Linked DNA regions of Homo sapiens: region 2 is linked to region 1. Evidence: chromatin contacts called from ENCODE Hi-C or POLR2A ChIA-PET data. All regions are on one chromosome and are shown on one strand. Each heading gives the region's core, a stretch centred on a gene start or an enhancer-like site at or near the end of the contact. The rest is flanking DNA. Distances are from core to core; before and after follow the strand shown. Region 1 holds the start of KCNC3 (potassium voltage-gated channel subfamily C member 3). Region 2 has its middle 7.4 kb from the start of PPIAP59.

Region 1 (5,801 bases), core at 3,042-5,541:
GGGGGATAACCAGAGTCCTGCCACACAGTGATGTGGGTTTTGATGAAGGCCTAGAAGAGGAGGGAGTGGGGTCAGGGTCTTGGAGAAGGAAAGCAATGGGCCAGGCCCCTAGAGATGTCATGGGCTTTATCAGATATGCAGAGGGGTGGGAGGGGAGAGGAGTGCATTGGAGAGGGAAGGAAGACAGGTGTTATAGTAAAGAGAGGGTTTTAATCCTGCGGGTAGTGGAGGAGGGAGGGCATGGGGAGTTTTGCTATTAATCAGGGGCACAGAGCACGGGGAGGCCACTGCTGGACCACAGAGAGGACCTTGGACTTTGGGGTGGGCCAAGGGCCAGCACTGTCCCTCTGTGCACCCCCCTTCCTCCACAGGGGTTGGGCTCTGGGCTTGACTTCACTGAGGTGCAGAGCTGGGAAGTAGTGGGTGGAGAGTTTCGGGGCCACAGAGAGGACCCTGGACGTTGGGGTGGGCTGGGGGCCGGCGCAGGTCCTCTCTGAACTCCCCCCCCACCCCCACCTTCGCTTCTCTGCAGTGGTTTAAGAGGCCAGAGGCCTTCGCAGAGCGCATGCCTAGTTCCCCGCCCCCTCCGAGCCGGGCGCGCGGCGCTAGCTGCGGCACCGCAGTGGGGGCGGGCCAGCCGGGCCGGGGGGCGGGGCGCACGGCGGCCAGTACCGCGGACAGCTCCCCCGCCGCAGTGCGCAGCCGCAGCGGCTAGGGGCCGTCTTAACCCCTTCCGGGCCGGAGCCTATTCAACGCGCAGCCGCAGTGTTGCTGCTTTCCGGCGGGAGGCCAAGGGCCAAGAGTCTAATTAACTCCTTCCCTCCCAGGGCACAGGGAAAGGTGGGCACCCGCCGCAGTGCGCAGCTGCAGAGGCTGGACGGCGTCGGGCTGGTTTAACCCCTTACTCCAGAGTGTGTCAAAAGCAGAAGGGGTAGGAGGGCATGGAGTCTCTGTAAGAAGGAAAGGAGTGATTACGAGGAAGGGGGCGGGGGCAGGGGGCTGTAGGGTCGGACCCTCCACTTTGCTTTGGCCTCAGCTCCCAACTCTCTCAAGCCATATCACTGGGAGGCTGGAAAGGGCTCGGCACACCTTGGACACCCAAAACACATTGGCGGAGTAAATGAGTATCTCCCGTAGCTGTCCCGAACACCTAGCCTGACCATCACAGAAGAACTCTAACTTCATCCCGCTCCTCATCTCAGCACCCTTCAATGGGGTCACAGGAGAGAAGGGCGCCCCGGCCATGGGGGAAGGAGCCGCTCAGTGTCTTGAGGGGGCATCCAGGGCCATGTCCCTTCCGCACCTCCTCTTCCCCACCTCCCCCCATCCAACCCCAAATCTCGCCAACTCAGCGCTTTCTGGGGACCAAACTTTATGCGGTGGCTCCAGGCGTCCCCCCGCTCCCTCCCCCGGCGCGAATGCGGCACTGCGGCTCCGCGTCCTTCCCGGCTCAGGACGCGGCACGGTGGGGGGAGGGGGCCAAGACCTGCTCCTCTGTGTTTGGGTACCCAGGAGCCCAGGAGGGGGTCTTGGGATCGCTCTTATTTCCCCCATTTCCAATTGCCCCCATTTTGCACTGCCCCCCTTTTCCACCACATTCTCCCTCCGGGGTCCCCGGGACAGGGAGGAAGTTAGTAGGAGGAAATGGTTCAGGAGAGAACCCAGGGGGAGGGTAGTCATTTAGCCTAGGAAGTTATGGATGCTTGAGGAAAGTTTTCTGGGAGCGATGGAGAGAGCTTTGGGGAAAATCTAGAATTTGGAGAGAGAGAGAAGGCTCTTTGGTTCACTTTGATGGAGGGGGACAGACTGAGGGGCTAGGTTCTGGGTTTTGCACGGCGGGGGGGGAGGTTCGAGAAAGGAAGAGGGCAGGTGGAAGGAATCCCAGGGCAAGGTAGAAAGAATTGTAAGTTATTTTGAGATGAAAGTTTTAGGGCTGATGACTTGAGGGGCCTCCCAGGGTTTGAGGTTAGAAAAAGTTCTAGAGCAGGAGGGAAAGTCACTTAGACTAGGAAACGGGCTGTGGGGGCTTTGGATGGGGGGAGTCCCAGGGATAGAGAGTGCACTGTGCAGTTAAAATGATGGAGAGGAGAAGCTGCGAGGATCTATGGAGGAGGAAGAACAATTCTGGAGGACATGTGAGGGTTCTGGAGAGGAAAGGCATATGATGGGGGCATGGGATGCTTCTGGAGGCACTGAGGAGGAGTGTGAAAGGCTTGGGGGAAGTCTGGAGCTTTATGGGGAAAGTCCTTGAGATGGGAGTTGGCGTGGAGGTTGAAGAGTGTTAAACACAGAGTGAACACAGAGGGGGCCTGGAGGTTCCAACGGAGAAGATGCCCCAAGACTCAGTATTGCAGTGAGGGGGAGGTGAAAATGTCCAGGCAAGAACAAGTGGAGGTTTAGAGGGGTCCAGAAGGCTGTGAGGTTGGGGTGGGGGAGTTTTCTGAGACTCTGAGAGCAGAAGATACTGCAGGAAGGGAGTGGAAAAAATAATCAGAAGATTCAAACTTGGAGAGAGAGGTCTTCTGGGAGACGGGCCACGGGGTGAATCGGGGAGGTGCTGGGAGAGACTGAGAGTTGAATAGGGGGCCCCAGAGAGTCTGGAGAAGGCAGGGAAAGTGGGGGTCAGGGCTCACAGGGCCTAGGAGAATTTGAGGGCTGAGAAGGGATGTCTTCTGAGGGGCTGGGGAAGGTCCAAGAAACCAAGGGCTGGACGGTGACCAAGAGTAGTGAGAAGAGATTTGATGGGGCCCAGGAGACATGAGGGTTGGGGAGGGTCTCAGAGGAGCCCAGGAAAGGTGGGGACCGGGTTGTTCAGAGAAGCACGGGAGATTCACGGTCTGGAGGAAGTGTCTAAGCGTCTAGGGTGGCCTTGGCGGGGGAGGGGGAACTTTGGAGGGGTCTGGAAGAGCCCGAAGGTTGGAGATCCGTCTTTGGAGGATCTGGGGGATGGCTGCGAGAGGGGGGTGTGTTCGGAGGAGCCCAGGAGACTCAGGATTGGGGAAGAGGCTTCTAGGAGACTGAGAAGCCTAGAGGGACCCGGAGGGTTGGAGCTGGGGCGCTCCTGGGAGACTGGGGGCGCCTGGAGAGGCGGGGGTGGGGTGGATGGGGGCCCCGAGAGCGCGCTCACCCTGGCAGCCCGCGACGAGTAGGGGTCCTCGAAGAGCGCCCACACGCGGGGCTGCCAGCGGCGCCACCATGTGCCGCCCGCGCCGCCCGCGCCCCCTGGCGGCCCCCCGGCGCCGCCGCCCGCGTCCTGGAAGCAGAGGCGCTTGAGCTCGCCGCCCGCTCCGTCCAGGCCGCCGCCGCCCGCGCCCGCCTCGTCGTCCAGGCCTCCGTCGTGGGCGCCTGCGGCGTTGGCGGCGTTGGCGGCGCCCGCGGGGTCGGGCGCCTCGAAGGAGTCGAGCGCCTCCTCAGCGTCGCGATGCTGCCGGTAGGTCATCCAGCAGCAGGCCTCCACGTCGGTCTCGTCGATGCCCCAGAAGCCGAGCTCCTCCTCAAACAGGGGCCCGCACACGTCGGCTGGGCAGTGCAGCTTGCCGGTGCGGTAGTAGTTGAGCACGTACGCGAAGACTCCCGGGTGCCGGTCAAAGAAGAACTCGTCGGCGCCCGGGTCGTAGTCGAAGCGTGCCGCCGCCTCGGGCTCCGTCAGGCCGGCCAGCCGCGTCCCCGGCAGGGTGCGCAGCGTCGAGCGGTACGTCTCATGGCGCACGCCGCCCACGTTGATCACGATCTTGCCGCTGTCGCCACCGCCGCCGCCGTGCCGCCCCATGGCCGCCGCCGGCAGCCCGGGGCATGGCTCGGCGCGCCGGTCCCCGGGCCCGCGGGGTGCCGGGGGGCCCGCCGGGGACGCGGCGGGGCCGGGCTGCGCAGGCTGCTGCTGCTGCGGCGGCAGCGGTGGCGGCGGCGGGGACTCGGGCGGCTGCGGCGGTGGCGCCGGCTGCTGCTTGCTGGCCCCCTGGCGCCCGCGGAAGGACGAGACGCAGACTGAGCTCAGCATTGGACGGGGGGCGGGGCGGGAGGGGCGGGGACGCAGGGGCGGGGACACGGGGGGAGAGACCGACGGGATTGGGTGGGAGGAGGAGCGAGGTAGCGGGGGCGTGGCTTAGGGGAGAGGAACCAAACTGATTGGCCTGGGGGAGGTGGGGCGGGGCTGTGGCTGGGAGGAGTGGGGCGGGCACTCTAACGCGACCCAGCTGGACGAGTCGGGGCCGCCAATGAGACGGAGCGATTGGCTCTTTCTAAGAGAGCAGGGAGGAGGGGCGGGGCGGGGCGTCAAGGGAGGCGGGACCGGTTACTACTAATTGTGTTCGGCAGCACTGGTAGCCAGGGGAAGGCGGGGCTAGATACGATAGAGAGAGACCTTACTGAACTGAAAAAAGTGCGGGCGGGGTAGAGGGAGGAGGGGACACATCCAAGCTATTTAAAGACGCCCGACTGGCCTGGAGGGGCGGGGCCACCATGAGAGAGGCCGTCCTGATTGGGCTGAGAAAGGGGCGGAGAGAAACAAAACAGATCGCACGCCCTCACCTAAAACACCGCTAGGCAGGACCTGGTGGGGAGGAGCATTGCTTGGAAGAGACAGGGCCGCAGAAAGTAGAAACGGTCCAGATGAGACTGCATGGGGCGGGAACTAGAGATGGAGGACTTTCCCGCGCAAGGGGGACAGGCTGGACTGAAAGAGGACACGGGAAGAACAAAGACTTAGACTCGGTGAGAAGGTGTTGAAACTTGAGAGAGTCCTGGAAACCCGAGAGGGTCTGGATAGGCCTAAGGGAGGGAGCGGGGCTGAGGCTCCAAGGCGGGCCTGGTTAGTCGGGGCTGGGCCCGGAGAATGAGTGTCCGGATGGATGAGTGGTACTGAGGAAGGTGAGTGGGGTCGACAAATAGAAAACGTCTTGAGGCAGGGCGCAGTGGCTCACGCCTGTAACGCCAGCACTTTGCGAGGCTGAGGTGGGTGGATCATTTGAGGTCAGGAGTTCGAGACCAGCCCGGCCAAAATGGTGAAGCCCCGCCTCTACTAAAAATACAAAAATTAGTCGGGCGTGGTTGTGGGTGCCTGTAGTCCCAGCTAGTCGGGAGGTTGAGGCAGGAGAATCGCTTGAACCTGGGAAGTAGAGGTTGCAATGAGTCGAGATCGCACCACTCCACTCCAGCCTGGGCGACAGAGCGAGACTCTGTGTCAAAAAATAAATAAATAAAAGAAAAAGAAAACGTCTTGAATGGGCGGTAGGAAAGAGAGACTAAGGAAGGAGCGGGGCTTGAGGGTCTTGAAAGCAACCAGGGTAGGCGAGGGCAGGGCAGGGCTAAGGGAGGGTAGAGGAACGGGAGAGGTGGATCCCAGGGGAACAATGAGACTACAAAGAGTACAAAGCTACTGGGCTGGATGGAGGGGAGGGACCTGGAACGGGGAGTCTTCGGGATCAGAAGACCTGGGAGAGGGCACTGCCTAAAGGTCACAGGGTCTCAAAGGGCGAGGCGAGAACTTCTAACGAACGCTACACCGCGGCGGACTGCAGATTGGAGGACCGAGGGTAGATGAGGACTGGTGAGGAGGGGGCACGCAAGGAGGCAGAGAGGACGGGAGAGGGGAGAGGCCAAAGCGCCAGGAAGCACCGTCAAGACTGAGGCAATATAGGCAGGACCGATAAAAAATGGGGTGGGCTAGGAGTCTCAGAGGTCGGGTTCTGGGGAAGAATGGAGTGAGGGGCGGGGCCAGAAAAAGGGGACCGCCTCGGAGCGGGCCGTCCCCGCCCCCTGGGCGGTCGTAGGCTCCGAGAGGCAGAGCGCAGGCTCAGGGGGCT
Region 2 (5,802 bases), core at 3,268-5,767, 590 kb after region 1:
CCTGTTTGCCAGCAAGATGGGAGGATGGCTGTGGGCTGGGGGGACCACTCTGGGGAGGATCTTCTAGCCACTCTGCAGCAGCAAGTAGAAGAACCCCAGTAAATAATAAAGGAGGGCTGGGCACAGTGGCTAACGCCTGTAATCCCAGCACTTTGGGAGGCTGAGGCAGATGGATCACTTGAGCTCAGGGGTTCGAGGCCAGCCTAGGCAACATAGCAAGACCCCGTCACTACTAAAAATAAATTAGCCAGGCATAGTGGTGCACACCTGTCGTCCCAGCTACTCAGGAGGCTGAGGCAGGAGGAGGATCGCTTGAGCCCAGGAGTTCAAGGCTGCCGTGAGCCAAGATCACACCACTGCACTCCAGCCTGTGAGAGCAAAAACAAACAAGGCTGGGCATGGTGGCTCATGCCTGTAATCCTAGCACTTTGGGAGGCCAAGGCGGGTAGATCACCTGAGGTCAGGAGTTTGAGACCAGCCTGGCCAACATGTTGAAACCCCGTCTTTATTAAAAGTACAAAAAATTAGCCGGGCTTGGTGGTGCGTGCCTGTAATCTCAGCTACTTGGGAGGCTGAGGCACGAGAATCACTTGAACCCAGGAGGTGGAGATTGCAGTAAGCCAAGATCACGCCACTGCACTCCAGCCTAGCGACAGAGTGAGACTGTCTCACACACAAACTCACCAAAAAAAAAAAAAAATATCACCCCAAAACCCCACAAAAACCAAAGGAGCAGAAGTTATGATGGTGGCCTCATTAACCAAGGGCCTGGGCATCCCCCATTTTTCTAGCAGCAACCAAGCTGAGTCATCAGACATCACTCTACAGAAGAAGGAGGATGGATGGGACCCCAAAGTAGCTGTGACATTTCTTGCCAGGCAGATGGGGACAGGGGCAGTGGGCCTGGAGCAGACTGAAATCAATTAAGATCTAATTGTGCAGGCCATAGTGGGCAGGTGTGGTCAAGGGACTAGCTTTTAAATTTTATTTAGGTTTTTTTTTTTTTTTTTTAGATGGAGTCTTGCCCTGTCGCCCAGGTTGGAGTGCGGTGGTATAATCTCGACTCACTGCAACCTCCACCTCCTGGATTCAAGTGATTCTCCTGCCTCAGCCTCCCGAGTAGCTGGAAATACAGGCACACGCAACCACACCTGGCTAATTTTTTTGTACTTTTAGTAGAGACGGGGTTTCGCCATGTTGGCCAGGCTGGTCTCGAACTCCTGACCTCAAGTGATCTGCCCACCTTGGCCTCCCAAAGTGCTGGGATTACAGGTGTGAACCCTCGTGCCTGGCCTTATTTAGTTTTAATTAATTTAAATGTAAACACCCACACCTGATTCAGTTATTGGGAGAGTTTTAATTAAGTATGTTTGGAACAACGTGGGTGCGTGAATCATCTTTTTCAACTCTAAACTTTCTGGGCTCTGAATGCAGATCAAATATTTCTGAAAAAACTTAGCATCCAAATTGCAATGTGCTGGGAGTGTAAGTATATACACTGGATTTCGAAGAACTGGTGTGGAATAAAGAATGTAAATTCTCTTACTGATTTTTTTTTACATTGGTTACATGTGGAAATGACAAGTTTGGATATATCAAGTTTAATATGTTACTAAGATTAATTTTACCTGTTTCTTTTTCCTTTTTAAATTTATTTATTTATTTATTTTTGCAGAAACAGGGTCTCACTAGTTGCTTAGGTTGGTCTTGAACTCCTGGGCTCAAGTGATGTGCCTGCCTCAGCCTCCCAAAATGTTGGGATTACAGGCGTCAGGCACTGCACCTGGTCCAGGTTTCTTCTTAAATGTTCCCTCCTGACCACCTGTCTAGAATGGCTCCATCTCTTTACCCTGATTTTATTGTTATCAAGTATGTAAGTCTGTATTCATTTCATTTCCCATTGCTGCCGGAGTAACTACCACACGCTTAGTGGCTTAAAACAAAAGAGATGCATTCTCTTACAATTCCAGAGGTCATAAGTCCAAAGTGTCTAAAGTGGGCTAAAGTCAAAGTGTCAGTAGAACTGATTCCTTCTGGAGGCTTCAGAGGAGGCTCTGTTTCACCCTTGTTTCCAGCTTTAAGATGTCACCTGCCTACCTTGGCTGGTGGCCGCATCCTCCATCTTCAAAGCCAACAGTCGCCTGCATCATCCTGACCTCCGCTTCATGTACTCACCCTCCTTCTCTGACTGACTCTTCTGTCTCCCTCTTATGGGTGATCAAGGTGATCTTTGTGATCACCTGGAGCCCCCTCGGGTAATCCAGGATAATCTCCTCATCTCCAGATCATCCACTTAATCCATCTGCAAAGTCTGTTCTGCCACGTGAGGTCACATATGCACGGGGTCTGGGGATTGGGACATGGACATCTTTGGAGAGGGGGTATTATTCTGTGTACTCAAAAATCGCGGCATATTCAGTGATTTGCTCGTTTATTGTGCCTGCCTCTGCTAGACCATAAGCTCCATGAGGAACAAAACATGACCCTGTCAGGGTCACCATTGTATCCCCAATGCCAGGGACGATGCCTGGCACATAGTAGTTGATCAGTAAACATTCACTGAGGACTGGCCTGGTGCGGTGGCTCACGCCTGTAATCCCAGCACTTTGGGAGGCCAAAGTGGGCAGATCATGAGGTCAGGAGATCGAGACCAGCCTGGCTGACACAGTGAAACCCCGTCTCTATCAAAAATACAAAAAATTAGCCAGGCTTGGTGGTGGGCACCTGTAGTCCCAGCTACTCAGGAGGCTGAGGCAGGAGAATGGCGTAAACCCGGGAGGCAGAGCTTGCAGTGAGCCGAGATCGTGCCACTGCACTCCAGCCTGGGCGACAGAGCGAGACTGTCTCAACAAAACAAAACAAAGCAAAACAAAACCATTCACTGAGGACAAATGTTCCAAGGACAGAAAAATTCATGCTCTTATGAACAAGTGATTTACAGTAACAGAAACCGTTTTGAAATTGGCATTGCGTTTTACACTGATTAAGAGACGGACTCTGGAATACACACTTGTCATAGTTCAAATCTCTGCTCTGCCATTCACTAGCCGGGCAACCTTAGGCAAATCGTACTTTCTCTGTGCCTCGATTCCTTATCCGTGAAATGGGGATAGTTACAGTAGTTGTCTCATAGAATGTTAGAAGGATTAAATGAATTAGTACATACAAGGCAGTTAGAACTCTGCCAGGCGCAAAGGAAGTGCTTCATAAGCGTTAGCTTTCATTGTCATTGTTAATATTATTCTGCAAATATCTGAAATGATATTTAACAAAACATGATGCAAACCCAAGCATAGGGGATTCGTTTGTAGTTCCAAATAGATTAAACATCTCAGCAACACTTTGGAAGATTCTTATTGTCTCCACCTTGAGCTCACCATGAACTCAAGGAGCGAGAGAATACAGTCCGTACAAGTTGTGAATCCTGAAAATCTGAGACAGGTCTCAGATTTTTCAGAAAGTTTATTTTGCCAAGGTTGATGACGTGTGCCCGTGACACAGCCTCAGGAGGTCCTGACGATGTGTGCCCAAGGTCAGCAGAGCACAGTTTGGTTTCGTACATTTTAGGAAGGCATGAGACATCAATCAACATATATAAAATGAACATTGGTTTGGTCTGGAAAGGTGGGACAACTCGAGCGGGGAGGGGGCTTCCGGGTCAAAGGTAGATAAGAGACAAACGGTTGCATTCTTCTGAGTTTCTGATTAGCCTCTCCAAAGAAGGCAATCAGCTGTGCATTTATTTATTTATTATTATTATTATTATTATTATTATTATTATTATTTGAGATGGAGTCTTGCTCTGTTGCCCAGCCTGGATTGCAGTGGCGTGATCTTGGCTCACTGCAACCTCCACCTCCCAGGTTCAAGTGATTCTCCTGCCTCAGCCTCCCGAGTAGCTGGGACTACAGGTGCCCGCCACTAAGCCTAGCTAATTTTTTTGTATTTTTAATAGAGACAGGGTTTCACCATGTCAGCCAGGATGGTCTCAATCTCCTGATCTTGTGATCTGCCCGCCTCAGCCTCCCGAAGTGCTGGGATTACAGGCGTGAGCCACCGCACCCCGGCCAGATATGCATTTATCTCAGTGAGTAGAGGGTGGGTTTGAATAGAATGGGAGTCTGGTGGGCTCTAAGCAGTGCCCAGCTGGACTTTTCCCTTTAGCTTAGTAATTTTGGGGGCCCCAAGATTTATTTTTCTTTCACGAACTCATTTCAAAACTGAGTCTGGATTTCATTCTCCTAGCTTGACAAATTCAGCTGCCAAATTGCTGATTAAAAGCAGATTTCCTTCTTAAAGGGGAAAGCCATGGTTTTTTTCTGAAAGGAGAGGAGAAAGCCTTATCGTTTCTGTTTCATAAAAGGAAACTTTCATGAACTGCTTCCTGGCTCCTCTGGTTATGGAGTGAAATTCATTGCAATTTCTTAGGATCTCTACCCGGGCCACCCACAGAGGGCTCTTGAACAACATGCAGGCTGCAGACACATCTGGCCTGTCTCGTAGAGTCTGGACTTTTTTGTTTGCTTGTTTGTTTGTTTGAATGGATCACGAGCATTAAAAGGTCAAGAGATTGCAAGTTTCTCTTGAAAAGGCCACGGTATCAGTCAATATCACGCCTGCATTCCCACGTGGCCATAATCCAGCATCAGCAGGTGCTGAGTGGCCACCCCGGGGGCACCCTGTGGTTTTCCTTGGCCCACACACAGTCAGCTTCCCTCATTTATACTTCCTGCCTGGCCCCAGGAGGTGGCTGAGTTTGTGACCTCGGTGGAGAAAAAAGCATGGACACACAGAGACATGGATATAAAGAGATCAGAGGGAAAGAAAGTCACAAATAACGAAACAACACCACAAAAGGAGTCATCCATCACCCTGACCATGAACATCATCATCATAGCTACTCTTGTAACGTACTTTATCTTGTGCCAGGCATTATTCTAGGCTCTTTGTAAATGTGAACTCATTTAATCTCCATGAGGTGGGAACTATTATCACCCTCACTTTATAGATTTAAACAAAGAGTCACAGAGAAGCTCCCGGGTTGTTTGCAGAAAACAGCGGGCAGGTGAGAGCGCTGGGCTGGGCACTCCCCAAGCTCGGAGCAAGTGCGCCTACAACTGTGCAATACTGCCACCTAGTGGAGCCGGAGAGACATACTCGGGGAGGACTAAAGGTTGTGGGCCCAGGGTTCTCTTGCGCCAGTCACCCTGGGCCGCAGCATCCGGCTCAGGATCCAGAAACGGGAGCAGAGGTGGCAGGAAGCAGGGCTGGCCGCCACCAGAGCTTTCCACCTGGGGACACCAAGTCATGGTCCTGACTTTGGGTCTCTCAGATGTAAAGGGAGGGGTTCAAGCGTGACATCAGGCGAGGGCTGAGTGTCTGGCCTCATGGTCGGCTTTCCTCAGCTGAGGATAGCGACATCGCATGGGTTTATGTGAAGTTTCAATGGGGACGTCCACACAACACGTTGGACACACAAGAGCCCGGCAAATGGTATCTCCAATTATTGCTATGAATACAATGAAGTCACATGGTGACCTTGGTTGCCCTTCGCCATCTCCCGCTCCGCTGTGCACCCATATAGTCAAATAACAACCATGCAGATAATAATAATAATTAACTTCTCACATAATTGAGTGGCTATAGTCATTTTTTAAAAATAGAGACAGGGTCTCACTACGTTGCCCAGGCTGGTCTTCAACTCCAGGCCTCAAACCGTCCTCCCACCTCGGCCTCCCAAGTGCTGGGATTACAGGTGAGTCACTGCACCCAGCAGATTCTTTAACTTGAGTTGTTGTACTT

Evidence for each region. Hi-C counts contacts between places; a loop is a spot of excess contacts on that map. ChIA-PET counts read pairs that join two places held with the same protein, here RNA polymerase II (POLR2A). Pooled maps may share reads with other maps.
Region 2: a pooled map shows a loop between it and region 1 (3-fold over the local background). The contact joins the enhancer-like site here to the promoter of KCNC3 in region 1. A Hi-C loop is called at or near these places in 2 of 50 pooled maps. POLR2A ChIA-PET finds 5 or more read pairs at or near these places in 3 of 52 experiments (HepG2 and WTC11).

Annotation. Positions count from the first base shown.
Region 1 is chr19:50,325,086-50,330,886 of GRCh38, forward strand. It overlaps KCNC3 (potassium voltage-gated channel subfamily C member 3), which reads right to left and starts at 4,292. Exons shown (of 5, transcript NM_004977.3): 1 at 3,128-4,292. The coding sequence starts at 3,997. LOC105372437 (a long non-coding RNA gene) reads left to right here and starts at 4,535. Exons shown (of 4, transcript XR_007067299.1): 1 at 4,535-4,710. RefSeq lists silencers at 538-637, 3,155-3,244, 3,853-4,402, 4,483-4,542, 5,420-5,599 and 2 more and enhancers at 909-1,430, 4,007-4,301.
Region 2 is chr19:50,917,299-50,923,100 of GRCh38, forward strand. No RefSeq gene overlaps it. Among named protein-coding and RNA genes, the nearest start is that of PPIAP59, 7.4 kb to the right of the region's middle. Within about 2 kb of position 4,518, at least 3 of the 41 ENCODE cell types and tissues checked have a DNase peak (open chromatin) inside an H3K27ac peak, as active enhancers do.